Linked DNA regions of Mus musculus: region 2 is linked to region 1. A link is a loop called in an ENCODE intact Hi-C map of the cell type or tissue named here. Cell type or tissue: left cerebral cortex. All regions are shown on one strand. Links, peaks and the distances in the headings refer to the core of each region. The heading gives the core; the rest is flanking DNA.

Region 1 (11,107 bases), core at 1,098-9,097:
AGAATATGGCTAACATTTCATTCCTTCCATTTCTCACTGTGAGACCTCTGGAAACATTTAACATCCCAGGGCATGGTTTCCTCCTGTCTGAAGCTGAGGTCCTCATTCCCACCCTGCATTTGTTGTAGACATCAACTGAGGTCCTGCATGTACCATTGATTACCAGTGTCTGTCACAGTAAGTGCTGATGGCCCTTCGTTTCTTACAAGGCTCACAGGACAATAATTAGAGAAACGTTTAGCAGTGGCAAACGTGGATTAGATGTTACTTGCTAGGCAGCACACTCAGCACTTTACAAGCAACATTGCATGCAATTTTACCCAAGTTACAACAATCTAATGAGTCAAGTTCCCCTGTCACAATCACTTACCAGGTGAAGAAACTGAAACTCAGAGAGATTAAATAAGGAATAATGTAGAGACACGTAGGAAGAGCCAGAAAGTCTGAATTCTTAGGAACAGTCTGGCTTAGGGCCACAGTGAAGAAAAAAATAACTAAAAACACAAACAACAACAAAACAACGACAACAACAACAAAAACCACTAAAATTTACAATACCTCCCCTGGTTCTCTGCTCACAATAAATACTCTGATTTCTAGCCACCAAGCAGGTTATTTTCTCCAGACTTTTCTATCACCTGGATTCCAAAGCCCCATAGAGAAACAAATGTGTTTACCTCACTCTTCTTCATAGTTGCCGAGCCATGCCCACCAAAAGGCTGGCTTGTCCAGGAAGCAAATCAATCCTAAAGGCGGGCACTCCTAAACTGCCTCTCAGGACTTCCCAAGCAAAGCAGTCCTCTTAACATCTTTGGAGAAACTTTGGACACTTTCAGAGCCAGTGCTGTAGAAGTTAAAGAGGAAGGCGCTTGGGAGAACACCCATGGAGTCCTGCCCAAACTCAACTCAAGTAAAAACGAACAAGTTAAAAACATAAAAAACAACAACAAAAACTAAAACCAAAAACCACACCTACACGATGCCACAACAAACACTCTACCAGCCAGGAGAGATGAAATGATGTCAATTTCTTTTGGTTTCTTTTGGGTAGTTCCTGAATCTCAGAAGCTTAAGGCCAAGGTTATCAGCATGACTCTTGTCTTATATCTCTTCTGGCTACCCCCTTTCATTAAAAGAAGAGTGGAAGTTGGTTTTCTCTTGTCTTTGTATGAGAGTTCCAGTTCTATTGACGAGGGCTCTGTCTCCAAAATCAAATCACCTCCCAAAGAGCTCACTTCCAAATCACCGCACTGGGAGTTAGGATTTCAACATACACAGTTTGTGGAAATATAAACATTCAGGTCACGGCACTATTAAACCTGAGGCTAAAGGTGTATAGCTGACTTGAGATCAGAATGGCAGAGCAGGTGAGGCTCAATGATTTTAAACAATGCTCTTTGATGTGGGTTCATAATAGAATAATATAGACAGGGTTTGTAGTTTGTAATAAACAAATAAATAAAAATCCCAACTCAGAACAGCTGAATGAGGAGGTTTGTAGATGATCCACACTTCAGCAGTTGTAGTCTCTTCAGATGATTCTAGAACCTTCTTCATTTAAGATCCACTAATGTGTCCTGCTGAATATTCTTCATAGGTGAAGAAACTAATGTCGGAAAGAGGATGTTATCCTCATCTAGACGTCATGATTGCCACTACTTTAAAAAAAAAAACACCATCCCCCTAGCCTCAGAGATCAGTAAATGATGGTCAAAAATAAGACAAGAGTAAACATGGAAACCAGGAGAGCCAGGAGAAAATGCATCTCACCAACTCGATTGCAGTGAGGTTGGTTGAATTACATTTTCTTTATCTGTCCGTTTTTTAAAATTACCATTTGAACTTGCCCTCATAATTTGCTTCCAAATAAGAACTATGCCTTATTCATCATGGAATCCCTGCTCCTGATATGATGACTGGTTTGGACTATGGGTTGAACCCTATAGAAGATGCATATGAAAGGAATAATGCCACTGTGGATGGCTGTCACCAGGAGATAAAAAGAAACAAGAACAGAATCTTATATTAAATCTTCAAAGGAAGCCTAACTTTGCCAATACCTTGATTTCAGATACCTAATTTTCAGAAAGTATATCTCTGTTTTCTTTGTCACCTAGGTTTTGGAGTGTGTGTGTGTGTGTGTGTGTGTGTGTGTGTGTGTGTGTGTATGTGTTAGAAATCAGCCCTAGAAAATATCTATTCGTAGAATCTTGATAACATTTTTTTAATTTGATCTCAAACAAATCATACTGGCAAATTGCTGAAATTTACAGGTAGCCTCTTCATTTGCTGAGTGATAACGATGAATCTGTTGAACAAATTCTGTAAATTCCTTAAGTTTGTTTTTCTACTTACAAAACAAGGGGGAAAGAGGCATCTATGAGAAAGATTTCCATGAGCTAATACATCTAGTAGGCTTACCATAGTACTTGTCCCATAGTAACCCTCAGCTAGTGGTTACAGATGTGCTCTCTCCAGAATTATACAGTCTCTACCTGGTGATCCTTCTCTGTGTTTGGTGGGATAGAGAATAGGTAACATCTAGAACAGTTCTTTCCGGTAAACAGAAACTGTGATTTCACCTTTTAAAGGGACATGCTTTTAGCCTACTCTAAAGTAGAGTTTCTATATAATCCATGCTTTGTGTACCTCATCTGTATCCCCATGTAACCCACAGTGCCACCTGCATGTATTTAGTACACACTTCAATAGGTGATACCTCTTGGCTTCAGTGTATTTTGGGGCTAAGGAATATGCTCACTGCTCCTGGGACAAACTGCACAGGTTAGAGGCTAACTAGGGAGAGCCAGCAGGGGCACAGAAGCAACCCTCTTAGACCCTGCAGGTAGAGACCTGCCGTAAGCTTTAGCAATCTATAGAACAAATCTGCAGAGGCAAATATTCAACATCTCCCTACTTGCCCCAAACAGAGACCTTCTAGGTCATGAGTCATCAAATGATGACCAAAATGCAGCCAGACACATGATTTTATAAAGTTTTGCTGAAGCAGTCACACTCACTAATTTGCATGTTTCTCATTACTATATTTATGCTATAAAGTCGGAGATGGGTAACTAATTACAAAAGCCACGGGGCCTACAGGTCCAAAATATTTACTAGATGGCCCTTTGTCAAAGACCCCCCCACACCCCATATCTCATATCACTATTGATTTCCCTTCTCTGACTCACTTCCCTATTTCATTACTCCACTCCTTACCCCAGCCCACCACTGACTAGGTAAGATACCAGCAACCATTCTGTCCTCTTAACTCTTAGAGGAACCTCAACTAAGATCTTGCTAGTATCTTCCTGAATTCAATAGCCAACACAATGCCCAGCAGAAACGGGCTTTCAAATATTTCTTTTACAAGTTCACACACAGAAACTTGAAAGTGGATGCTTAGTCACCAAAATACAAGACCTTGTTAAACACAGAGACATCTCTAAAAAGAATGCCAAGAACTGGTAAATGAATGGATAGAGCTTCGAAGCATTATTGGAGCCCTTCTCTGCCCAGTTACACCCCTGGCTTAGGAAATCCCAGTATCACAACATTATGAATTCAGTTTCCCTGCAGGCATGCTCTGTGATGGGACATAGACTCTAAGACTAGGTATGCAGTCCCAACACCTGAATCTGATGCTTAAGACAGATGCTTCAGTAAACTCCTAATCAAAGCCAAAGTGATGATCAGAGACAGGAGGAATTCGGTAGGCCTGGAACTTGTCCTGCATCTACTTCCCTGTGTCTGGAACTGGCATCTCCCTTTAGTCCCTCAGCAGTTCTGCAAAATAGGGAAAAACAGCTTGAATTTATTGCCTCAGGATACATGGGAAGATGGGTCCTGCAGACCAGGTATAATCTTTCTCTAAGTGTACACTTTCCATTTGGTTAAATATAAAAATGTCAGTGTGCACTGCATTCGGACTAGCTGTGTGTCTAAGAGACAATGTCTCATTAAAGTCATGCTACAGTTTTTACACGAGAAGGCAGCTCATTTCTAAGGCTATAACAAAGCCATGACACAGTCCCACAAGGCAGCTTGTGGTCCTTATGCTGAGTCATTGATTTAGGAGAAACGTTGGTGTTTGGTGCATCCTTGTCCCAGAAATATCCATCACTTTGTCTTCATAAAACCTCTGTAAGACAAGCCATTCTTCCTTTGCATGGGTGATTAATGCAGGGAACCTGACAAGCCTTTCTAATGTATGCAATTAGCAATAAACATGGTCAAGAGTCAAATTCAGAGATCTGAAGAGCACTCTTCCAGAGGCAGAGGAGGTTCGATTCCCAACACTCACATGACAGCTGGCAGCCCTCTGTAACTTTAGTCCCAGGGAATCTGACACCCTCTTCTGGCTTTTAAGAGAAAAATACTATCCCACATAAAGTCAAATTAAATAAATTTCAAAAAAAATTAAGATTAAAACTCAGAAAATTCACTGAACATGGTGACTGGCACAAGCTTTAATCTCAGCACTTGAGAGGCAGAGGCAGGCAGATCTCTGAGTTTGCGGTCACCCAGGTCTACAGAGTGAGTTCCAGGTCATCCAGGGCTACAAAGAGAAACCTTTTCTCAAAATCAATCAAACAAAAACAACAGCAGCAGCAAACAGCAAACTCTGTCAGTTTGCTGACAAAGGCAGGCCTTCCTAACTCAGACTGACCGCTTTCTAACCTAAATTTCAAACCAGGTCTCCAGACTCCAGACTGTGTTTAATCTTCTCTCAGAGAGGATGCTAGCCAGGAAGAGCAGCCTAGTACCTTCCATGATCCCAGTGAGGATGAAAATTTGCAACTCAGAGTATGGAGAAAGATGAGGAAGGGATCAGAGGATCCAGGAATAGCCTTCCAAAAACACTGGGCAAATGGCAAAGGGCAAAGGGCCTGCATCCTGTGTGATAGCCATATGAAGGAATGCCCCAGTATGGTCCCATCCTGGCACAGAAGCATGCATGATTAGAACTATGGCTTCTAGAAGATTAGAACCATGCCTTCTGCATTTCACTATTTTGCTTACCAAGCTCAGTAACTGTCTACAGAGTCAATGAATAAAGAGCTTTGCTACTCCAGGTCTTTTTTTTTTTTTAAGGGTATTAGGAAAGTGAAAGGAGGGTGAGAAAACAAAACCCATGGGAGCTTGAGTGTGTCCAAAGTGCATTCAGGAGATTAATGAAATAGAAAAAAAGTGTGAAAGAGCTAAGACATAAATCTTGACTGGCAGAGAAAATACAAAGAGCAGAGCGGTCTGCAATATTTGAAGGGGGAACATAAGAACGGGAAGAATCATTTCTTGCCAGTTTTTAACATGGTTGGTGCAGAGACACGAGATCTGGATAGGCAATCTGGGACGGGGACTTTGGAGTTCCTAGACTCCAGACTCGGCTTTCAGTGATCTGGAATTAACTCCCTGCCTCTTCCACACTAACTCCACAAGTGCAAAGAGCCCTGATCATCCTAGGCAGGCTATCTGGCCAGTGAAGCTCACTATCTTGTAAGGAAGAGAGAGTCAAAAATAGCCAGGCAGCACAGTGGTGCATTTCACAATGGGAGGTGCAGCAGGACTTCGGTGGTTGACATGGCTTAGGAAACAGGAAGTCTCCCCTGGACAGGGGATGGTCAACTGAAATAGGAGAATGAGGAAATACCTGCCATTTCAGACAAGGAGAGCAGGCTCCAGGAAGAGGGAAAACTATGAGAGAGCGGAAGGCAGTCAGAACATGAGCGGGTATCCAGAAAACTAGGAGGGGATTGGTATATAAGAGCATCTGACAATTCAGAGACACTCAGTCCAGAGCCAGCAAGAACTGTCACATATTGGTAGGCCATCTTCAGAGCAGCGGGGAGCTTCCAGCACTTCAGCAGGATCAGACTTGTCTAATACTATGTCTCAGAGAGTAGATTTAGTAGTAAAAAAAAAAAAAAAAAAAAAAGGAAGCCATCATAGCCTCTGAAAAGAATGCATAAAGCTGTCCTAGGGGACTGGCACATGAGCTGAGTGTGTCCCAGCTCTGCCACAGCCTCACCACGCTGCTGCTCAATGACTCATGGTTTATTCTTAGTGTGTCTGTGTAGAAATGACAAGACGTTCCTGCCAAGCAAAATGCTAACTGGACAATGTGTTGTCAGAGAAGCACTTGGGACCACATTCAGGAAATTTCTTAGACAATCACAAGCAACTCTGTCTTATTTTTCTTTTTCCAAAGTTCTCCAGAGAGGATGACTTTGGGCCTTTCTGATCAATCTGAATGAATGGCATAGTCAAGGACTCATGGTATCTGCAAATGAAGTTTTTCTTTTAATACCAAACCAAGCATTATAAAGGTTCTACCAGCCAACCAAATTTTCTGTTTTCCATCTCTCCTTGAACATAAACTACTCCATGTCTCTTATTGACCATAGCCTTCCCCTTCATTCTCTAGCACCACCAAGTACAGCCAATGCATTTCCTTGGCTACATGGTACTAGCATTCATCCATGAGGCACCCTGACCCAACTAAGCCTGACTATAGATGGAACTCTCTTGCATGACCCTCTCATGTCCCAGCCAACCTAGGACTTCATGGCCTAGAAAAGTTGTGCAATTTGGTGTTGGCCTTCAGTGGGCCAGGGATGGGCACCAGATGAACACTGCGTGCCTGCTCTCTGGACAGACACTCACCCAAGTTCTCTACCCAATGTTCTATAGCCTGTGGCTTGATCTGTTGACATCATTTGCCAAGTAAGTGCATGGCCACAAGTCTAACTGGTAAGTCAAGCCACCATGATCAAAGCTTACATAACCCTGGCGAGGATCCCTGCTCTGTGTCCTATTTCCTCATCTGTTGTGTGGTGTTAATAATGGTATCTGCTTTGTGAGTTGTTTGTAGGGGTCAAATGAAACAGTTTGAGAAGCAGTTAATGAATATTTACTACCGCTACTGTGGTAATGATGGTGATAGGGATAGGGGCTACAAAGTTGGAAGGATTCTTTTACTACTTTGCAATAAAACTTAATGAGTGGTAAAGTGAGCCCAGACTTTGCCATGTTTCTCTAATGTATCTACTTGTGACCTCTACTTTCTAAAGCTGGGGTAGTAAAGGCAAATCTCTACAAGACTGTGGTTTGTGGCAAGTCTTTTCTACCCTGTGGGGAGCCTGGGATAGTAGAGCAGAAAGAGTGAATCTGGTCTCCCCTCTTGATGTTAAGGTAAGGACACCCTGGGGAAGCAGTTCCCAGCATGAGGTCGTAGAGCTAAGGCTGGAAGAGTTAGGTCTACACTGCAGGAGTCTTGATAATTGGTTCTGTCTGTACTGTGTAATGAGGCTACAATAAAGGGACACACACACACACATGCAAAAAAAAAAAATCAGCCTTTTCTGAGGATTGGAGCTTTCAATTCATGATGCCACATCACTTTTAGAGAACTAGAGGGAGTGGTGACATTATCCTTACTTTACAAGTGTGAATATATCATTTCCTGATGCAAAGAATGAGTATTCCAGGCTAGAGAATGGAGGTTTCATTTATTTCATGTATTTTAAGATGTAGGGACACTGAAACCTGATCAAGCTTTGTTGTGTCGTAACCTATTGCAGGCACTGCATGGCAAGGTAATGTCAGAGTCTTATATTATAACAAAGCTATCCCTATAATAACACGAGTCCATGTCACTCAGAACATAACACTTGAGCCAGTCACTTCCAAGTGCCCTCTCTTCTTAAATAGCATTAAAAGATATTAGTGAGGTTTTAGTTCTCAATGTATGAAATTTTCAGAACAAGGGATACCCATGCAGGAATCTTCCAGTGGTGGGTGTGTGTGGGAAGGTTGTGGGGAGGGTGTCTATATCTGTTTGTCTGTGTGTGTGTGTGTGTGTGTGTGTGTGTGTGTGTGTGTGTGTGTGTGTGTGTGAGAGAGAGAGAGAGAGAGAGAGAGAGAGAGAGAGAGAGAGAAGGTGAGAGAGAATCTTTCGTTTATAGAGTGAGTCCTGTATTTCAACCATAGAGGTCTAAGATTAAAATCCAGCTCCCTTCCCCTGCCAAGAACTCCAGGGTTTTGTTTTTTGTTTTTTGTTTTTTTGTTGTTGTTGTTGTTTTTTTTTGTTTTTTGTTTTTTGTTTTTTGTTTTTCCCTTCACCCACATTCATCTCTGGTGTTCCTGGGTCTTTGGCTATGTTCCAGTACCCTGTGGTGTGACCAGATGACTCGCCTGGTCTTTCTGGGCCCTTCCCTGAGCTTTTGAAACTAGCTGAGAGGACTTCAATCCTGGCAGGCAACAGACTGCTAAGACCAGTTGGTGCAACACAGTAGATTAAGAGAAGAAAGCTTGATTTTTTTTTATCTTGCCCTCTGGCCAGGACATTGAGATCAGCAAAATAACTGCCAGGCAGGTCACCGCATCACTGCCATTCCAGCTAGCAACATCTAAGAGTCCAGTTCCCATTCTAAATCCAAAGGGTGGCAGCAAATCTGATAGGAAAGCAGGAGCCCAGCAGGTCACTTCGATTTCGGAGTTGGCACACACATGCGGCCAGCACTATCCTCTTTGCTTTTGGTTCCCTTTCTGTCCATCTTTTATCAAGCTGTGGTCTCTGAAATGAGCGGCTGCCCAGGGTCTCAAACACTGGCTTCTGCAAAAGACAGGAAAAGATGAGTCTCCTCGCTGTCAGTGGAGACCACAGTGCAGTTGGCATGATGAAATTCTTCAGAGCTACCCATCAACCCTGCTGCTGACAGCTACCTATGGGCCAGTCTTTGCATTTTTATTGCAAGGTACACCTCTTCTTCGGGCAGCAGGAGCACACCCCTTGGTCCTGGGTACCAGGATCTTTTTCTTTGGTGTCACGGCCATTACCACTGCAACTGAGGCACTTGGGTCTGGAAAATAGTGAAACCTCTATGATTTCATTCCATCAAATGCTTTGAGCATCTCTCCTGTGTCCTTTCTTTAGTACCCTGGGGCCTGGGGAGAAGAGATGTCTGTATGAGTATGTATCTGCAGAAGGAAAAGGAAGACAAGTGAGAGCTGGCAGAAAGATAGCCTCATTCATACTTGTCAACAGAGAAATACAAAGGGCAAGCCAAGTTATAACCTGCTACTAGGACCCAAGAGCCTAGTGATGGAGTGATGGAAGCAAATCTAGGCCAGTTTATAAATACTTTTATTGGTGCCAGGCATGATGCACACACTTCTAGTCCCCACATTTCAGGAGGCAAAGGCAAGAGTGGTCATATATTGTGGGCTATATACTGAAACCTTAAAACATCAAAAACAAAAGTTTGTTTGGAACACATCAAATACAATGATACCATTTGGGTTGTGCATTTTATCTAATAGAACTATGAAAGCATATGCCACCACAGCATACAGTGTTTACTCTCACTCTAGTGGCAGAGAAATGTTTTGAATGGCCCAGTTCCTACATTGGAGGTCCTTTTCGTTGCTTTACATATTTCCTCCCATTTATTCATCTCAGCATGAATAGTAACAACCCCATGAGTATTGATTCTGGTTTTCATTTAAAAATTTGTAGAAACAATGTCACTACTTTTCTGTCACATAGAAGTGTCTAGATGTGACCCAAAGACACTTCACTTGTTGTATTCCCAAAACGCTGGGAGTTGGGTCTAACCCTTGAGTGTAGGCTTCATTGAGTTGGAGGCTAAGGGAGAGACAGTAGTAGGAAGGCATGGCCCAGATGAAGGCAGAGGGCAGGAGTGAATGCATCCATGCTCTTGGCTGTCTAGAAATGTCAAACTTTGAGAGACAGAGGAACAAGTTTATTGATGGGAGCAAAAAACCAAAGCAATGACTATCCACTTGCAGATCACATAACAACAAAGACCTCTCTGCTAGTAAACCCTGAGGCTTTGCTGAGTCTAGGTGTTTCAGGGCTTGACAAGCAAGTCTCATGACCTGGGCCCAGTGTTTTCTGAGGGCTGATGGTCACAGTCTCCAGGAGCAGTGACTAAAACCAATAGTTCCTTCACACTGGAGTGAAGTCAAACCAGCCACAGAGCTGATGTTTGTTTTAACAACACATTCACATGTGACCATAGTTTCTGTTTAACCAGGTGCAGAGAAAGGACACAGCACTGGAAACCAGCCCACCTGACATCCTGTTTATCACTGGTTCCACGTGTGACCTTGGATAAGTCACTTAAATGTTTTAACTCCTATCTCTGGCTGTGTGGGGCTTTGGACAAATCAGTACAAACTTCTTAATTTACATAAGAAAAATCAGCACAGAAATCATTAAGAACCCCAAAGACCACAAATAACCTTAATTTTTAGTTAGAAATAATCCTGTATAGTTAAGAATCAGGAGAGCATTGTTTGAATGTGTGAAAACTTAAGTATCTGTAGGTGGAATCGATCTTAATGTTTACCAGGTTTTCACTTAATGCTAGAGCGTAGTTGTGAAGAAAGCAGGCATCACAACAGTACAGAATGGCAAATATCAGAGCAGGAAATAGCTTAGAGCTTTCCAACCTTGTCATTCCTGGGCTAACCAACTTGGGTCTATAGCCTGATCTTGCAATTAAGTGTTCATGCACCTTAGCCGATGACAGCTTTCTTTTCTTTTCTTCTCTTTTCTTTTCTTTTCTTTTCTTTTCTTTTCTTTTCTTTTCTTTTCCTTTCCTTTCTTTTCTTTTCTTTTCTTTTCTTTCCTTTTTTCCAATTTTCTATTAGATATTTTCTTCATTTACATTTCAAATGCTATCCCAAAAGTTCCTTATACCCTCCCCATGCCCTACTCCCCTACCCACCCACTCCCACTTCTTGGCTCTGGTGTTCCCCTGTACTGGGGCATACAAAGTTTGCAAGACCAAGGGGCCTCTCTTCCCAATGCTGGATGACTAGGCCATCTTCTGCTAACCATGCAGCTAGAGACAGGAGCTCTAGGGGTACTGGTTAGTTCATATTGTTGTTCCACCTCTAGGGTTGCAGACCCCTTCAGCTCCTTGGGTACTTTCTCTAGCTCCTCCATTGGGGGCCTTGTGTTCCATCCAATAGATGAATGTGAGACTCCACTTCTGTATTTGCCAGGTACTGGCATAGCCTCACAAGAGACAGCTATATCAGGGTTCTTTCCACAAAATCTTGCTGGCGAATGCAATAG
Region 2 (11,107 bases), core at 985-8,984, 66 kb before region 1:
TCATTATACTCTGATTTCTTGGGTCTATAGCATTCTTAGGTAGCTTAGAATATCTAATCTTATGGTCCACAAGGCCTGTAATCACCAACAATTGTCCTACCTCCAATTCAAAGATGTCATTCCTTCACCTTTTTATCCATAGGTCACTCTTCAGTGCACAGAATCCCTTCTTTGACTCCACTAGGAGATCCATCTATTGGCCCCATATCAGAATTGTGTTCCTCTTAAGTCTTTGTTCTTTCACTTTCCCACATAGTTGGTCACTTAGTGTCACTGTGACAAAATGCCTGAAAGAAATAAAAACCAAAAAAGCTATGTTGTGGCTCACAATTCTAGAAGTTTCAGTTTCTGGCCAATTAGGTCCAGCCTTACGGGTCTATAGCAAATCAGAGCATCATCGTAGGGAGGATGTGGCAAGAGACAGCTCATCCTATACATATATGAGAGAAATGGGGAAGGAGGGAGCAATCATCACTTCCCAGTTGCCTGTTAGATAGTGAATCCACAAACAGATTCATCGTTATGGTCAGAACTCACATGGAACAACCACTTCCTAGCCCATATTTGAACATTGCTACATTGAGCAACCAACATGCGACCACACTAGACTTTCCAACATTCCATATCCAAACCATGTTACTTTCTGAAGCCATACTCACAGTTATAGGATACCCTTGATCACTCCCTCAGCTTAGTCTCTCTTCCTCATTCCCTATTCTATAGCTGCATAGCACAGAATAACTAAGTCATAGTAAATGCTTTGCTGCTATCCATAAGTAACAAGAAATTAAGAAAATAAGGTACTGGTCTCATTTTAAACTTATGATCACAAACTTTCACCTGCCCCTCAACCCTGCCTACCAACCGTGGCTTACCTATTCAGTTGGCATACTTCCTCATTGTGGGGGATACCAGTTTTATGTCTTCCTAGATCTTTTCACAAATGCTAAACTGGCCTAAGTGGCCAAAAGCTGAAGATTTTTCTTCAGCTCTCAACTCAGTGAATGATCTTTTTCTTTTGTACTAGTATCTTTTCATGTCTCAAATCTTTCTAAAAGCTAATCTACTACACTGTATTCACCTGTCTAAATTTTCATCTTTCTCTTCTTTAATAAATAATTGGTTTTTTGGAGACAGGATCTCTCTGTGTAGTCCTGACTATCTTGGAACTTGCTATGCAGACCTGGCTGGTCATGAACTCATAGTGATCTGTTTGCCTCGCCCTCCTAATTGCTGAGATTAAGGTAGTGCACCATCAAGTCTTCCAGCTTGCCTCTTCTTAAGTGGATGAGCATTCTTGTTCCCATCTACTTTAGCCTAATTTTCTTCTCTGCTGTAATAGAATACATAAAATCTCATCATAGATGCTTTGCATAAACCCAAGAGCAGCATATCCTGTGTGGTAGGAGGGCATATCAGCACAGGAGACAAATAGGATGTGGGTGAACTTAACACTTCCATCAGAGACTGTCTCGCTGTGGTTCACACACTCCTGTGATAGTGGGATAGTCCATTCATGAGAGAAGAGCCTTGTGACCTGACTATCTTTTGAAGGTCTGACCTCAATACTCTCACAGTGGAAATTCAACTTTACAGTGAGTCTTGCAGAGGGCTCTGGAACCAGAGTACTGTGGTCATTTCTTTGACCTGAATTCTGTCTGTTCTCACCTGCTGAAGAATATTTCTTCCCCAATATTATTTTCTCCCACTATTTAAATCTTTATACTTCCCCAACTCTTAGACTTAACCCAACAGCATTCAAATGTGTCATAAAATGTCCCCACCCCTCCCACGTCACCAGTTATCTACTTCCTAAATTCCTATTTCCCTTAAAAAACATCTTTCCTCAAAAGCACAATTCTAGATTCAAATTTTTCTTTTGGCTTTACCCAGTTTAGAAAAACAAAATAAAACCAAAACAACACCAACAAAAAAACTTTCTTCATCTTGCAACTGAAAATACCACTTCAAGGTTATTAATAAACTCTATGTTGTCAAATTTAGTAGCCAATTATCTTTCCCACCTTATTAATGATACCAAATCCCCATGACATTTGTAGGTGTTTTTGCTTCTATTGAAAGTTTTTGTTGTTGTTTTAAACAGGTCTTACTGTACAGTTTTAGCTGACCTGGACTCATTATGCTGCCCAGGTTTCCTCTGCTCCCCAAACATGATAATTAAAGGCATGCGCCACCACACCCAACTAATCACTCATTTCTTGAAGATCCTTGGGCACCACCTTTTCTGAACTCCTCCAGTACCACAGGGCTGCTTTCTCAGCATCTGCTCAGAAACAGCCAGGGAAGGATTGCCTGCTACCCCCTCCCTGCTCTCCTGCGAAACTGTACTCTGCCCCCCATGATAATGAATAGCATCCATGTGCAGATTCACAGAGCACCAGGAGACCTGGTGATATCTAATAGGCATCTCATTCTGCACATGGTACTACAAAACTCCTGAGAGTGAGCCACTACTATTCCCACCCCTCAGTGCACTCAAACCTACATAAGCACTCTATTAGTTTGCTGGTGAAGGTAAAACAAAATATATTTATTTTCTCATGATTTTTGAGCCTAGACACCTAAGATCAAGATGTTGGTCAGTTAGTTCCTTTTGGGGCATCTCTGAAGGCCTTCGGATGTGTGGCATCTTTCTTTCTGTGTCTTTACATGATCATACTTGTGCACAGGTAGTAGCACTTGTATACATATTCAAATGGTATCTTTCTTGGCCATTTGAAAATAACTTCACTTTAATTTGAACACCTATCAGTGGAAGATAGTTTCTCCCTAAATTCTGAGTTACTGCTGTTGGAATTTTAGTATGTGACTTTGGTGAAAGAACACATCATTATAATTGGTCCCCAACACAAAACTTTATATCTCACTCCTATTCCTGTCTTATGCATGATTTAAATATTCATGATATAGTTTGAAATCAGACCACCTAAAATATCTGTAAATGGAATATGATCATAATAAGCTAGGCTCTTACACAATGTGTACATTTGATACCATAGTCCTCCTCTAAAACCTATATCTACACTTAAACACATAGACAATGAATTTCTTCAATAGCTTCCCTCTACTCTCAGAAGGCATTTTGTATCTTGCATCCTGTGCTTCCTGACTATTGCTGTAATGTTATCAACCACCTCACCCTTGTTGTACTGGCTAGTTTTGTGTCAACTGGACACAGCTGGAGTTATCACAGAGAAAGGAGCTTCAGTTGAGAAAATGCCTCCATGAGATCCAGCTGTAAGGCATTTTCTCAATTAGTGATCAAGGGGGAAAGGCCCCTTGTGGGTGGGACCATCTCTGGAGCTGGTAGTCTTGGTTCTATAAGAGAGCAGGCTGAGCAAGCCAGGGGAAGCAAACAAGCCAGCAAGGAACATCCCTCCATGGCCTCTGCATCAGCTCCTGCTTCCTGACCTGCTTGAGTTCCAGTCCTGACTTCCTTTAGTGATGAACAGTAATGTGGAAATGTAAGCTGAATGAACCCTTTCCTCCCCAACTTGCTTCTTGGTCATGATGTTTGTGCAGAAATAGAAACCCTGACTGAGACACTTGTGTAGCCACAGGTAGAGCAGTTGTCACCATTAACCCTTCTGCATAATAGAGTGTACATTTAAACTGAGCCACAATTAACTTTCCCTTCCTTACGTTGCTTTTGTTAAATATGTTGTCACAGCAATGAGAAAGTAGCTAGCAGTGACATCATAGATAGTAGTTGTGGAATGGCATTGTGGGTTTTGGTGATGCTGGTGATGGTCACTAATCCATGGCTTGTGTATGCATCACAGGAATCTTCAGTGTCATCACATAGCAGTCACACTGTTCCTTTCTCCTCTTTTGATGATGTAAGTCCTACCGAATTAAGAAAGCATCATAGCCCAATTTGACCTCATTATAATTACATTTATAGTACCAACATGTTTAATTAAAGTTAAATTCTGAGGTACTGACAGTTAAGACATTCTTTTGGGAGTGTCATAATCCAAACCATTGTCTATGGTATTGGGGAAATTGCAAAAGACAGGAATATCTTGGTATATCTAAAGTATCCAGAAGGACAGATGCATCCAGAATGGTCCAGCATGCAAGCTGGGAGGTAAATTTAATAAGGAGTCTTTGACAGTGAAGCACAACAAAGGGTTTTACAACCTTCACCAATCAAAGGCCAGCAACAGCTGGCTTCCTCCCAGTGCCAAGTCAGCTTTCTTCAACTTTTTATGGTTGGCTTTTCAGTGGCTGTTGATGCTTTCAGAATATTAAGCAGTGTTTAGTCACTTTCTCAGGGAGGGCTTCTCATTGTGGTTTTTAAAAATGTGCTGAATGTGTTTTTAAGGAGGAAAGGCGCCAGAAGCTCTTTGGTGGAGCAAGCTGAGCCTTGTAATCACAAACAGATTGCAGGGATTCCTGGTTCTGACTCCAACAGCCAGCAAAGGTCTCAAAAACCAGTTGACAATTAGTTTGGGCAAATCACCATCTGATGAAACTTTGAGCAGAATCTTTCAGTTCTGCCAAGTCCTTGACTATCCATAGGCCTAGATTTATTGGTATTATAGGGGGACCCAATCTTCCCAAACTTGAGGTCTAGAAACCATGAAAGTCTTACAATGGTCTCAGGTGGCCAGTAGAAAGTCTCATAAAGAGAACAATGATCTGAACCAAGTCAGAACTTGGGGCCATATTTTTCCCTGTGTCCCAGGGCATACCTGAGGAGTTCTCACGTCTGTTATGAGTCTAAGTTTTATAGCAGAATCTGACCTGGACTAAAATAAAAAGACATGTATATTGGAAAATAGGAGGACAGACTAAGATGAGGCCCACAGAAAGGAGGAATGCAAGCCTAAAGTGCTCAAGCAAGGGCACTTTTATGATTGCAATCTCACAGTAACCATAACAAGATCTATGAGTCAGTAGTCAAAATTCCAATCCTTATGCTGGGAGTCGTCATCCTCCATCTAAGATAAAGCAAGTTCAAGAAGTCTGTTCCCAAAAGTGTAGATATAAGGTAGTATGCTAAACAACCTGAAGCAGCAGAACCCATGGGGCTGGACCCCATGGAGCCACAGACTTGAGATTCATTCAATATTGTTCAAAGGCAGGTAGTCCAGCTCATTTACCGAGGATAGGACCTAGAGGACTCTACATACTCAGAAACGCTCTGGATCTGACTTCTGTGTCAACCCATGGACCACGGAAGTCAGATGGAGAAGCAGCCTAATGGGAAAAATTGTCTCTACATGAATTCCTGAAAAAAAACAAAAACAAAAAACAAAAAACCTAGGATCCCTTGCCATGTGAGACTTGGAGGGGTTTGTATGGCCAGGAACAGTCAACAAAGAGCAGAATTTCTGAAACAGGTAAATAATCCCATTATTTTCACAAGTGCTGCTCATAATATGAACTGAGAGAATAGAATATGAGTCTGATAGCCACAGGGAAATCTATGCGCTCTCTAAAAACTTAAGTACCACACAAAGAATGTTCCAGAGGCAAAGGAGGCTTATTAAGAATGTTGTGTTTACACAGAGAAATGAAGAAAAATGTTCCAAGACATGAAAGGTATAAATTATTTTCAAGTAAATCATAAATGTTACTATTTTAAATGATGAAGATCATATTTCTATATAACTACTTCCCCAAAATTCACACACAAAATTGAAAGACTTATGACAAACATAAAAATAGACGCAACAACTGTACCAAGATTATTAATTTGTTACTTTATAATGAATTCATTGAGATTAATAAAAGGAACAATAGCACAGGTTGTGTATATAATTGCCCAAAAATATTTATTGTGTACCTATTAAGTATTTGTTCAGAAAAAGAAAAATGATATAACTTGCAAAGGACTACATAGAAAGATGTCTAACTTTGCTTATTGCTTTAATAAGTGCAAATTAAAACAGCAGGATATTTTTATTTTGCCTATCAGATTGGCAATGATTAAAAGGAATTACAAAATATGGCTTTGGCAAGATTTGTGGGAAACAGATATTCACACACTAGTGATTGGGCTATAAATTGGCGTAACTTCTTTGAAGGTCAATTTGGCAAAAGGTCAATATCCATGAAAATACTTTTAACTCAGAATTTCCACTCCAGAGATTGTTCTTCAGTTGATTTACCCACACATGCATTCAACAATGCAAAGTCGAGGGTACTAATTGTGGATTGGGGAAGGAAAAATAAAATGTTGCAAATAAGAGGGCCAGAGAGATGGCTTAGCAGTTAAGAGGGCATTCTGCTCTTGTAGAGAGCATGTTTGACACCCAGCACATGCATGGTGGCTTACAACCATCTATAACTTCAGTTCCATGGGACCTGAAACTTCTTCTGGCCTCCCAGGCACCAGGAATGCATATGGGGCACATGCATGCATGCAACAAATACTCGTATACATAAAATAAAAATAAATAAAAGGTTTTTTTTTTATAAAATCTTCCAAATTGCAAATAATCTATGTTTAATGATACAAACGTTATAGTATATCTGAATAGTTAAATATAATGGAACATTATAAAGAATATCCTGCAATAATATAATGGAGTCATGTGTACTGAAGTATCCACAAAGTATCTACAAAAGTATCCACAAAGTATATTAAGAGAAACAAAACCAAAAAAAGGCACATAACATTGTTTTTAGAATGTATTCACTATGTTAGATACATTTGCTTGTATCAATAATATTTGTAACAGTATGGAGTTCATTTCATCCATTTTCTTGTATTAATTATAAATTCATGGATTTTTTTTATTTTTAGTCATTTGTCATGTGGGATGTGCTTATGTATATGCATGTGTATTCCTGTGTGCATTCCTATGAATGCCAGTACATACACAGAGATCAGACAACAGCTTTTACCTTCAGCTTATTTTGAGTCAGGCTCTCTTTGTTGTTTTACTGCACCTATGCCTGGCCATCTATCCCAGGAGGTTCTAGGAATTCCCCTGTCTCCAGCTACCAACTTACCATAAGCTAAGTGGTATTACAAACAACATATTCTATCAGACACAGCTTTATGTGAATTCTGCCCATTAGAGCAGAGGACGTCACAATTACATAACAAGGGCTGTACCCTCTACGCCATCTCACCAGTCTACCATCCATAGATATTTAAAACTCATTTGTTTGTGAAGCATTACATTCATGTGAATTATTTTGCTTTCTTTAGAGATACAAATTTTTTGATGATCATTAACTTTTGAGTGTTAACCTGATTGGTCCATAGATATCCAAATTTAATACAATTTGAGCATATCTCTAGCATTCAGTTGATGGGCTGTCCCAAAGTAGCTCGCTCTTCCCCTGTGGATGAGAGTCATCCATTCTGTTGAGGGCCTAAAGAGTACAAAACATAAGATAAGGAGGACTTGACCATTATCAGTCATGCTTGTCTTCTCTGATACTGAGATTTACACCATCAGTACCCTGCTTCTTGGGTCTGCTGGTGAGATTAAATCTTGGCTCTATAGAGTCTTAGATTTCTAGTTTGCAGATGACAGAGCTTGAGACTTTCAACCTGCATGTCTCGTGAGCTGATTGTTGCTATTATTTTAAATATTTTATACTTTTATTAATGAATATATATGGTGTGTGTGTGTCTGTGTGTGCTCATGCATATGTATGTGGGTACTCACCATTGCCAGAAGGTATCAGATACCTTGGAGATGAAATTGCAGGAAATTTTGAGAAATCTGGTATGGGTGCTGAGAACTTATTTCCATTCCTCTGCAAAAGTAACCAGCATTTACTAACTCCTGAGGCATCTCTCCGTACCATAAGCCTATTATTAATAATAAATATATGTAGCTTATTAGTTATTTTCTGGGTAACATTAATGAATCCATTTCTTATTCCTTTTTCCATATCCCAATAGGCTCTCAAACACAGTGTATATCTATAGCCTGGCATGGGGGTGTAGTCCTATAATCTCAGAAATCAGAAGGTGAAGACCAGAGGATGAGGAATTAAAGGTTATCCTCAAGTATAGAGAATTCAAGGCCAGCCTGGGCTTTGTGGGACCCTGTCTGAAGGAGGAAGAGGAGGAAGAGAAGGGGGAGGGGGAGGGAAAGAACAAGAACAACAAAGTAATAACAAAAACAGGAAGATAAATAAGAAGAAGCAGCAAACACACATACTGCATATTCAAGGGAGAAACTTCTTTGCCCTTCCCAAATTAGGAAGTTCATGATATTTCTATTTGAGCATTTAAATAAATGAACTCCATGCTTAGGATTAGTGAACCCAAGACCTGGCAGTCCTAATAAAGAGAAAGATGGCTCTTTGTATCAGGGCCAGAAAGGAAACTATTCCTTTGAGGAAAGAGAGTTCTAATCTTTGCTTCCTATAAGCATGATTGGATGGACAAAATCCCTAAGGTCTGACTTGTTCGATGGCTAACCTTCATGGCCTACTTGACTGGATTTAGAATTGACTAGAAGACTGACAGGATACATTTCTGGGTACATGTCTGTGAGGGTATTTCCAGATATTATTAAGAGAATGGAAATGACCTATCCTGAATGTGATTGTCACCAGCCCAGCAGGCTATGGGCAGGCCCTGATGGAATAAAAAGGGATAGAAGAGAAAGCCAGCAGAGCAATGACACCCCCTTTCTTCCTCCTTTCTGGGTCGTCATGGGCTAAACCAATCTCCTCTGCCACCTCCTCCTTCATATAGTGAAGTAAGTCCTCCGAAATCATGAACTATATAAGTCTCTCCTCATTTGACCTTACTGTCAGGCATCTTGGAAGTGGGCTGCTCAGGTGATGGCAGGCCAGTTTGGTCCTTGAGAAATAGTAACTAGAACCTAGAAATATTTAAAGCATATGGAAATGTCCCAAAACAATCTCATTGAATGTATTCTTGCTCTTCTTCAGGGGTATGGTCAAGGACAGCTCAACTACACAGATTTAATTTCTCAGTTTATAACATTTGTGTGAGGCACTAGTATAAGTTTCTAAAATCTGTGTTGTTTCCCAGAGATGAACTATCTTGCTGGGAAGAGGACAGACAGAGAGTTTGTGCACCCATTTGTCCTTGACGTCAAACCATGAGCCTGTTTTACTCCAGTTGATTGAATCCTCTCAATGCCTCTATGTTACAGATGGAGGAAGTAAAGTAATGCTCATGAATGATTAAGCCAATTCCCATTGGTAAGGCCTTGGGATGGAGTTTGAACCCAAAAGCTTTCTGGAGCCTAAACCTAGAAACGTGCAGGAGCCCTAAAGGAGAAGTCCATCTCATAGCTCAGTGTTACACAAGCAATAGGAAGCAAAGTCACAATGTGACTATGCCAATGGAGACCCTTTCTCACATGCTGGGTGGAAAGGACAACGATCAGGTGAGAGGAGCTCACTGAGGGAATACATAGTTACTGAACTGCAAGATTTTTGTGACTGCCCTCACTCTCTCTTCCTGTCTTCAGCTCCCATTTTATGTTAGAGCCTAGTTGGGGAATCCATCGAGGGTTTATGCAGGCATAACCACGGGGACTCCCACAAATTGGCCACAGGGTGGCGTGCTAAGTGTGGAGTGGTATCTAAGCCTCACCACACCTAACCTGTCATGCTGTTGTCCTGAACTAGCTCCATGACCTCAGGCAAGTTACCTAACATCACTAAGCTCCTGTTTCACCATTTGTAAAAATGAAGATAATTATGCATAGTTAATAGATCGTGGTGAAGATTAAAATATATATGTGGCAACATGTGGAGAACATCAGCAACCCACCTGATAACTCCATTCACATTCAGCAGCTGGTATAAAGACTCCCAGAGGCTTCTAAGGAAATGGGCTCCTGTCTCCCAGAGTTACTTGTTTGTATAGTTTTTATTTTTGTTGTTGTTGTTGTTGTTTTTAAGATTGATTCTCAATTTATAGACAAACTGGTCTTGAATGAGCAACAATCTCCTGCCTTTGCTTCCCAAGTACAAGACTATATACCACCACACTCAGTTTAACTGATTGCAGTAGGTTCCTCTAATCTGACTCCAATGGAGGAATACATGACATATGAATACACTGGAACCAGAAAACAAGCCCATTGGGATTTTATCTAAGGACAGTCATATTTCAAACTAGGCAGAATAAAGCATAAAGTGGTCATGGCAGATTGTCAAAAACTAGGTCACTGGGCCTGTGAGATGCCTCAGTGGTTAAAGATGCCTACCCCAAGCCCGATGACTTGAGTCTAATCACCAAGCCCTACACGATAGAAAAACCAGCTCCGACAAGTTGTCCTCTGACCTCCACACAAGTACTATGGCATACACATTCATACATGCATACACACATATAGATAAAATAAAGTTGTTAACAAAATATGGTTTACTAAAAAATACTGGGTCTGGGCCGAGAAAGGGATTCAGTCATTGAAGGAGCTTCCTGCTCTTACACAGGACCTTGGCTCCTTTGCCAAAATCCATAGGGTGGCTCATAACCACCTTGGGCTCTTATTCCAGAACTCTGACACCCTCTTCTGGTCTGCACACATGTGAAACATATAAACTCACATAAGCACATGCACATACATCAAAAAGATAAATAAGTAAATAAAATATGCTATGTAATAAAAACCTATTGGCCATCACTTTTAAAGGTAGAAGTCAGGTAAAAATGCTGGTAAGGTCATGTTCCCTCTAAAGCCTTAGTGAGGATGAGAGTTCCTTGTGTCTTCTGGACTCAGCTAGCTACCAAGAGCCCCTCATCTGCAAATGGATCACTCTTCCATCTTCATATGGTCTTCCTTGTGTCTCTCATCATCTCTACATTACTATCTCCTGTCATGTGGTTTTGCCTTTTCATGACTTCACATTAAGCAACTGCCTCTATGACTCTATCTTCAAGTAAATCAGCATTCTAAGGTAATGGGCGTTAGAACTTCAACATGGCTTTTGTGAAGGGGCACAAGTATTCTAACTATAACGAGACAGATTTTCTTTGCCTCCAAGTTCCAGGCTATGGTCTGCCTGGTGAGGTCACTGCACTCAGTTCAGAATCCTAGAGTGTACGCATTTCTCTCCAACTCTGTCAAGCTAACAGTCTGAAGTGGGTGATGCTATAAGTACCTATACCACAGAAATCTTG

What was found. Peaks named below come from ENCODE experiments on the same cell type or tissue, not always from the same donor. Only the 100,000 strongest peaks of a DNase experiment are listed, where the experiment ranks them.
Region 2: a loop joins it to region 1, with 2.3 times the contacts of the local background. A loop is called at or near these places in 2 of 42 quality-filtered maps.

The regions. Positions count from the first base shown.
Region 1 is chr5:43,042,849-43,053,955 of GRCm38, forward strand. No RefSeq gene overlaps it. Among named protein-coding and RNA genes, the nearest start is that of Gm43700, 9.9 kb to the left of the region's middle. In left cerebral cortex, for the core only: no CTCF peak of the experiment used is centred there; a DNase peak (open chromatin) is centred at 6,052.
Region 2 is chr5:42,976,828-42,987,934 of GRCm38, forward strand. No RefSeq gene overlaps it. Among named protein-coding and RNA genes, the nearest start is that of Gm43700, 56 kb to the right of the region's middle. In left cerebral cortex, for the core only: no CTCF peak of the experiment used is centred there; a DNase peak (open chromatin) is centred at 4,249.